Regions from separate parts of the Homo sapiens genome. Here region 2 is linked to region 1. A link is a contact called in ENCODE Hi-C or POLR2A ChIA-PET data. All regions are on one chromosome and are shown on one strand. The core of a region is the stretch at or near the end of the contact, and the rest is flanking DNA. Distances in the headings are between cores, read along the strand shown.

Region 1 (2,998 bases), core at 213-2,712:
AGAGAAGGGGTTTCACCGTGTTGGCCAGACTGGTCTCAAACTCCTGACCTCAGGTGATCCGCCTGCCTCTGCCTCCCAAAGTGCTGGGATTGGGGGCATGAACCACCGCACCCAGCCTGAAGTTACTTTGGAAACAAATATATTTGTATATGACAGCTTGTAAAACTGTAGTGAGAAGAGCAGAATCATATATTTCTCAGTGAAAAAGAAACAAATCTTATAATGAAGCACAGAAGAGGCTTTAAGAATTACTGATACCATCTTGCCTTTTCTCCTTTGTTGGTAGGAAATTAGTAAATAAGCCAGGTTTGATGGCTAAAGAGTGATTTCTGGAGTTTTTTAAAAGTTAAAATCTTTTCTTATTAGGCATCCACCTACCCCAGGTTTGGGAAATGGTATTGAATGTTGGGCTTTCCCTTGTGTTTTAGTGATTATTTAAAGCTTGGGAGTGTTTTTTTCTTATTTTTCTGCAGGTGGTTATCACTAGGCTAAAACTGGACAAAGACCGCAAAAAGATCCTCGAACGGAAAGCCAAATCTCGCCAAGTAGGAAAGGAAAAGGGCAAATACAAGGAAGAAACCATTGAGAAGATGCAGGAATAAAGTAATCTTATATACAAGCTTTGATTAAAACTTGAAACAAAGAGCCTGTGTTTTGTGTGTGGTGATTTAGGACACTCCCTAGTTTTCAGTGGATCAGTCTCTTACCTCTGATTTGTTGGTCTAAAATTTTTCTGAAATCAGGACTGATGAGATTTTTTTTATAGTGGGCAGCAGCATTTGAGGATATATCAGAAGCTGGAGGGGTGTCATTGAGAAGAAGAAGGCCTACAAGAAAAGCTAGTTGGAAACACTTCCTCTTGAACCTGTCTTTTAACTTGCTTACTATGGATAGGTTGCTATATGGACAGGCTATATTTTTTACCTTACTGCGTAAAAGTTTGTATTGCCATTGGATAGGAAGTCTTGCTTTCAATAGGATAAGAAGCTTCTGTGACTTTATAGCTTCTAGATGACTTCTTCAAGCTGTTCCTCCAGATTGAGAGGTCTCGGGTTCAGGTTATCTGATAGACCCATGGGCCCCCTTTACCTTGTTTTCTGCACAAGTGCTGGATGAGTGCCATCAAACCAAAACCTAACACGTCTTTGAGTTAAAATATAAACTAAACTGCAGCTTCGTCAGGATGAAGTGAAAAGGTGTGAGGTGGCAGCAGTGTGTGTGCTCCTGCCGTTCCTCATTTTAAGCATCTAAACAGGACACCTGAAGCCCGTTTACTTTCCAGGCTGGAGACTTGGCAACAACGTGGGAATGGGGAACGGGCCCGAGTTAAGTCACTGGCTTAGCCAAGGTCACAGCTGGCATCTGGGTGAACAGCGCTGCACGGTGTCCGCGGTGCCTCTAGGGGGCGGGGCTTCCGGCTGGCGCTGACCGGCTTCCGGCGGAGCGGGCGGGAGGTGGGGCGGAGTTGCTGCTCGGGGGCCTCTGGGTGGAGGGGGATTCAGACGCCGCGTCTGGTGTGTCCCTTTCTCCTTCCTGACCTTCCTCAGTCTGCAGCTCTTTTCTCCACCGCGCGCCCGCCTCAGCCGTTCAGCCCTGAGCTGGCGGGTGGACGGGCATGGATCCAGGCGGTGGGAGCAGTCTGCGAAGTCAGGGTAGGAAGGCTACACAAAGGAGGCGACATCCCAGCCCGGTCCTCAGGAATAAGCGGGCGTGCCCGTGTGGTGTGGACGGTGAGGGGACACTGTATTAAGTGCCTTATCTGCATTATCATTGAATCTTCATAGCAATCGATTGTGATGGGTACTGGTCATCTCCCCGGGTTGTAGATGAGGAAACTGAGGCCTCAGTAACTTTGCTTTAGTCAGTAAATGATAAGAGTCAGCAAATGAATTCCCAAGCGTAGACTCGGCCGTACCGCTGCTCTACCTTGCTAATAACGACCTACCTGTAAGCGACATTTTTGACAAAATGTCCTTTAAACATCTTTTGTGCTCAGCTCTGTATTCGTGGGCCCTCCAAAGGGGGTACAGGCAGGTAGAAGCCTCCGTCCCTACCTTATAGGTTGTATATATCTGAACTGGTCGACTAAAGATGCAAAGCGAAGTGCTCCAGTGAGTGTGGTACAGGTTGTTGAGATGAAGGAGAGATGGCAATCAGCTAAAGTTACTGAATACGTCAGGAAGGAGGCTGGTTTCAGCTGGCTGTGATTGGGAGGATCAATGCGAGGACATTCCGAGTCGGAAACAGCCAAGGCGAAGACTCACAGGTGGGTGAAGGGAGTAAACATGGCTTTGGAAATATTTCCAGTTTTCTCTGACCAACTCGTTTATCACCTAGCCGTCACATAGATCACACCAAGAAGCTGATTGATTTACGGTCACATTTCTTTCATGTTGCTTTGGAAAAGATACTGAAGCCTCGGGCAACATAATGAGACCCCGTCTCTACAAAAAAAAAAAAAAAAGAAAGAAAAGAAAAAATTAGCTGGGTCTGGTGACGCATGCCTGTAGTCCCAGCTACTTGGGAGGCTGCGGTAGGAGGATGCCTTGACCCTGGGAGCCGTGATCATGCCACTGTACTCTAGCCTGGGTGACAAAGTGAGACCCTACCCTCTCAAAAAAAAAAAAAATGAAAGAAAAAAGATATTGAAAGCTTAGAAATGTGCAGGAGTGGGCAAGTAAGATGAATAGGTTAGTAGGTCCCGACGTCCTGGGCTGCGTGCAGCCCACAGGCCACAGGTTGGACAAGCTTGATCCAAAGGAAGATGCCGCCTCTCCATCACAGCCAGTTATTGCCAGGCAGCAATGCCGCCAGTGCAGCCAGAATGTTGCCTTTTCAAGAAAGCCAGAAATCGAGGCTGGGTGCAGTGGCTCACGCCTGTAATCCCAGCACTTTGGGAGGCAGAGGCGGGTGGATCACGAGGTCAGGAGATCGAGACCATCCTGGCTAACACGGTGAAACCCCATCTCTAGTAAAAATACAAAAAATTAGCTGGGCC
Region 2 (2,998 bases), core at 140-2,639, 430 kb before region 1:
CCGGGACCCCCAAGGATACAAAAATCCATGGATGCTAAAGTCTCTTACTGTTGGCCTTTTGTATGTGCAGGTTCCACATATGCAGATATGGAGGGACAGCTATAATAACATTACCTACCTCATCCAGTTATGAGGATTGATTGTGGCATGCGAAGCTCTTAGAAGAGTGCTTGGCTAAAGTAAACATTATGTATGTGTTAGCAGTCATTTTTATTTCATCTCCTTCTTATATCTCCTGTCTCGTTTAATGGTACCATCATTAACCAATCACCTCTGCCGGAAACCCAGGAGTCATCCCTGGTGCCTCCTCTTCCTCACTTTCCTTTGTCCCGATGGAACACTTCTCAAATCTCTCCCTTCTTTGTCCTCTCTATTCTGGTCCAGCTTGGTTGGCCAACTGTCCCTGTTTGCCTGGGACTAAAGGGGTTTCTTGGACTTGGGACTTTAAGTGCTAACACCAGGAAAGTCCCAGGCAAATCAAGCAAGTTGGTCACCCCAAGTCTGACCTTCATCTATCTCCTTCCAGCTGGTCTCCCCGGCAATACTCTGATCCTCCTTAAGTCCACCTTCCTGCCCATGTTATTCCGTACTTAAAACTCCTCCATCTTCTCCCATTCTCCAGGGGCAGAAAAACTCTTCAGTGTTGCATAGCTTCACTCCCCTTCTTCTCCATCTGCAGCTTTGGGCACTCCCTGGAGGCTCTTCCCACCATGTGTTGGGAAGTGTTCCTGAAGTCACATCCCTGTGCCTTTGCTCACGCTAGTTGCCTGACCTGAAACCTCATTCCTCCCTTCCACCTGCCCACCTTCTTTTTATAATTTCTACTCATCCTACAAGTTGAGACTCAGGTGTCATCTCCCTCAGGAGGCCTTTCCTAATGCTTTTCCCCCTTCCTTCCACATCCTCCACCCTCCTCCCCTCACCTAGGTGAGCTAAGTGTACCACCTCTGTGCTCCCATAGGACCCTGGGGACACAGCTATGGAAACATTTGTGACACTATAAATGGCATGATCTTTGTATGTCAATGGCCTGCAAACTCCCTAGACTCAGGATCCTCATCTTAGCTGGTGTGGTGTCTGGCCTGCAGCAGGGCCTCACCGGATGTTTGTTGAGTCATCTAATCCACCTTCCACCTCATCCTAGATCTCAAGCCGGAACTGGAAGCTGACGCTTTCTGAGGCAGCCTATCCACTGTAGGAGAGTTCTGATTGGCTGAGAGGTCTGCCTTGAGCTGAAATCTGTCTTCGTATAGGGCAACCCCATATTGAAGTTTTAGGCTCCAAAGTGGACCTATTTACCCTTCTGTTGCATTTCCTCTTTCAAAGTTCCTTAAAGTGGTTTCTGTTTTTAATGACCTCTTTAAACAACCTGGTCAGGGGCTTTTTGAAAGTCTAAACTTATCACTTCAGCAAGTTCCCTTTTATCCCTACAGGGACTTGCTAGGGGAAAATTCCAGTAGCTGTGCTTTCCTCTCAGAACCAGGCAGGTCCACATACATGTTTTGTCCACATGGACTGGATGATAACCACTGAGGGGAAGCTCATGGTGAGCTGGAGTAAGAAGGCAGAGACAGCTTGAAGAATGGCATGGGGGCAAGGGCCTGTGGCTAGCTCAGTAAGTTTAAGGGTCAGATATGACCTTAGCTGGATTGGAAGTTTGAAATAGAACAGAAGTGGGAAATAAAGCAGAAACAGAAGAACTGGGGCTTTGGGGTATGTTGTTAGGCCACCAACAGAGAACAGGAGACAATTAGCAGCACTTTGCCCATTCCTTAGTCTTACAGAGAGTGGGATCCTTTGCAAATTCTGCATCTGGCCCTTTCCACTGGCTCCCATGGCTTCATTTATAGACTAAAATCTAAGACTCTTGTGCTCCTTATGGGCCAAAGCCAAGCAGGTAGAGTGTGTCTAGGTGTGCAGACCACAAAGGGAAATGAAAGGCATCTGCCCACACCGCAGGCAGGTGGGAGGAGGCCCAGAGACTGTGTGTGATTACCTAGAAGGTGGGGCTAGGTCCATGGGCAGGGCGTGGAGGCCCAAATCCTGCCAGAGACACCTAGAGCAGCCTGATGCTAAAGAAGGAACACCAAGTTGAGAGTCAGAGAGCTGGCCCCATGGCTACCACTGTGCAGGCTTCAGTGGGTCACATTCGATCCCCAGTCACCTAACCTATGGAAACCATGCATCTCTCTCACCAGGTGCAATCAGTTCAGGTGCAATTCCATTCATTATGGCAAATAGAACGTACCTGGCTTTCGCCCACCCTCCCCCAGCTCATGCAGGACTTCAGCCCCCTGCAGTCTCTCCAGGTATTTTTGGAGGGTCACAAGTGACATTCCAGTATCAACAATCATTCCATTAGCTGTCCAGTCAGTGCCTACTAGGTTCCACTGCCTGCCCCCCTGACCACAACCTTCCCACTGTGCCTGACAGCTCCAGAGCACAGAGCACTAAAGGTGCCACAGGCTCTTTTTCTTTTTTTTTTTTGAGACAGAGTCTCATTCTGTTGCCCGGGCTGGAGTGCAGTGGTGCAATCTCAGCTCACTGCAATCTCTGCCTCCTGGGTTCAAGCGATCCTCCTGCCTCAGCCTCTCAGGTAGCTGGGACTACAGATGCCCGCCACTACGCCTGGCTAATTTTTTTGTATTTTTGGTAGAGATGGGGTTTCACCATGTTGGCCAGGCTGATCTCGAACTCCTGACCTCAGGGGATCTGCCCACCTTGGCCTCCCAAAGTGCTACGATTATAGGCATGAGCCACCGCGCCCGGCCAAGGTGCCACAGGTTCTGTTGGCACCAGGGGAGAAGCCCCCTCTCCCCTGAGTGTTACCCTCTGTCATGGAGTTGCCCCGTCTTACAGAGGTTTTGTTAAATCTGTCTTTACTCACAGCTCACCCATTCAGACGCACAGGAGTCTATGCATAGCGGGGTGATAGGTGGGGGCTTGGCCTAGGGGACAAACCAAGAAGAGAAAGAACCCACAGTAGGTTCCCCTTCCC

Evidence for each region. A loop is a pair of places that touch in the nucleus more often than their neighbours do. ChIA-PET counts read pairs that join two places held with the same protein, here RNA polymerase II (POLR2A). Pooled maps may share reads with other maps.
Region 2: a pooled map shows a loop between it and region 1 (3-fold over the local background). The contact joins the enhancer-like site here to the promoter of KRABD2 in region 1. A Hi-C loop is called at or near these places in 1 of 37 single-sample maps with no recorded cell type and 4 of 50 pooled maps. POLR2A ChIA-PET finds 5 or more read pairs at or near these places in 2 of 52 experiments (HCT116 and activated B cell).

What each region holds. Positions count from the first base shown.
Region 1 is chr17:8,375,168-8,378,165 of GRCh38, reverse strand. KRABD2 (KRAB domain containing 2) reads left to right here and starts at 1,462. Exons shown (of 2, transcript NM_001304947.3): 1 at 1,462-2,266. RPL26 (ribosomal protein L26) reads left to right here. Exons shown (of 4, transcript NM_000987.5): 4 at 474-650. The coding sequence ends at 602. RefSeq lists a silencer at 1,328-1,527 and an enhancer at 1,272-1,823.
Region 2 is chr17:8,805,407-8,808,404 of GRCh38, reverse strand. The region is part of intron 18 of PIK3R6 (phosphoinositide-3-kinase regulatory subunit 6); the gene reads left to right. Among named protein-coding and RNA genes, the nearest start is that of MFSD6L, 7.5 kb to the right of the region's middle. RefSeq lists a silencer at 968-1,168 and enhancers at 1,015-1,294, 1,305-1,404, 1,415-1,554. Within about 2 kb of position 1,389, at least 3 of the 41 ENCODE cell types and tissues checked have a DNase peak (open chromatin) inside an H3K27ac peak, as active enhancers do.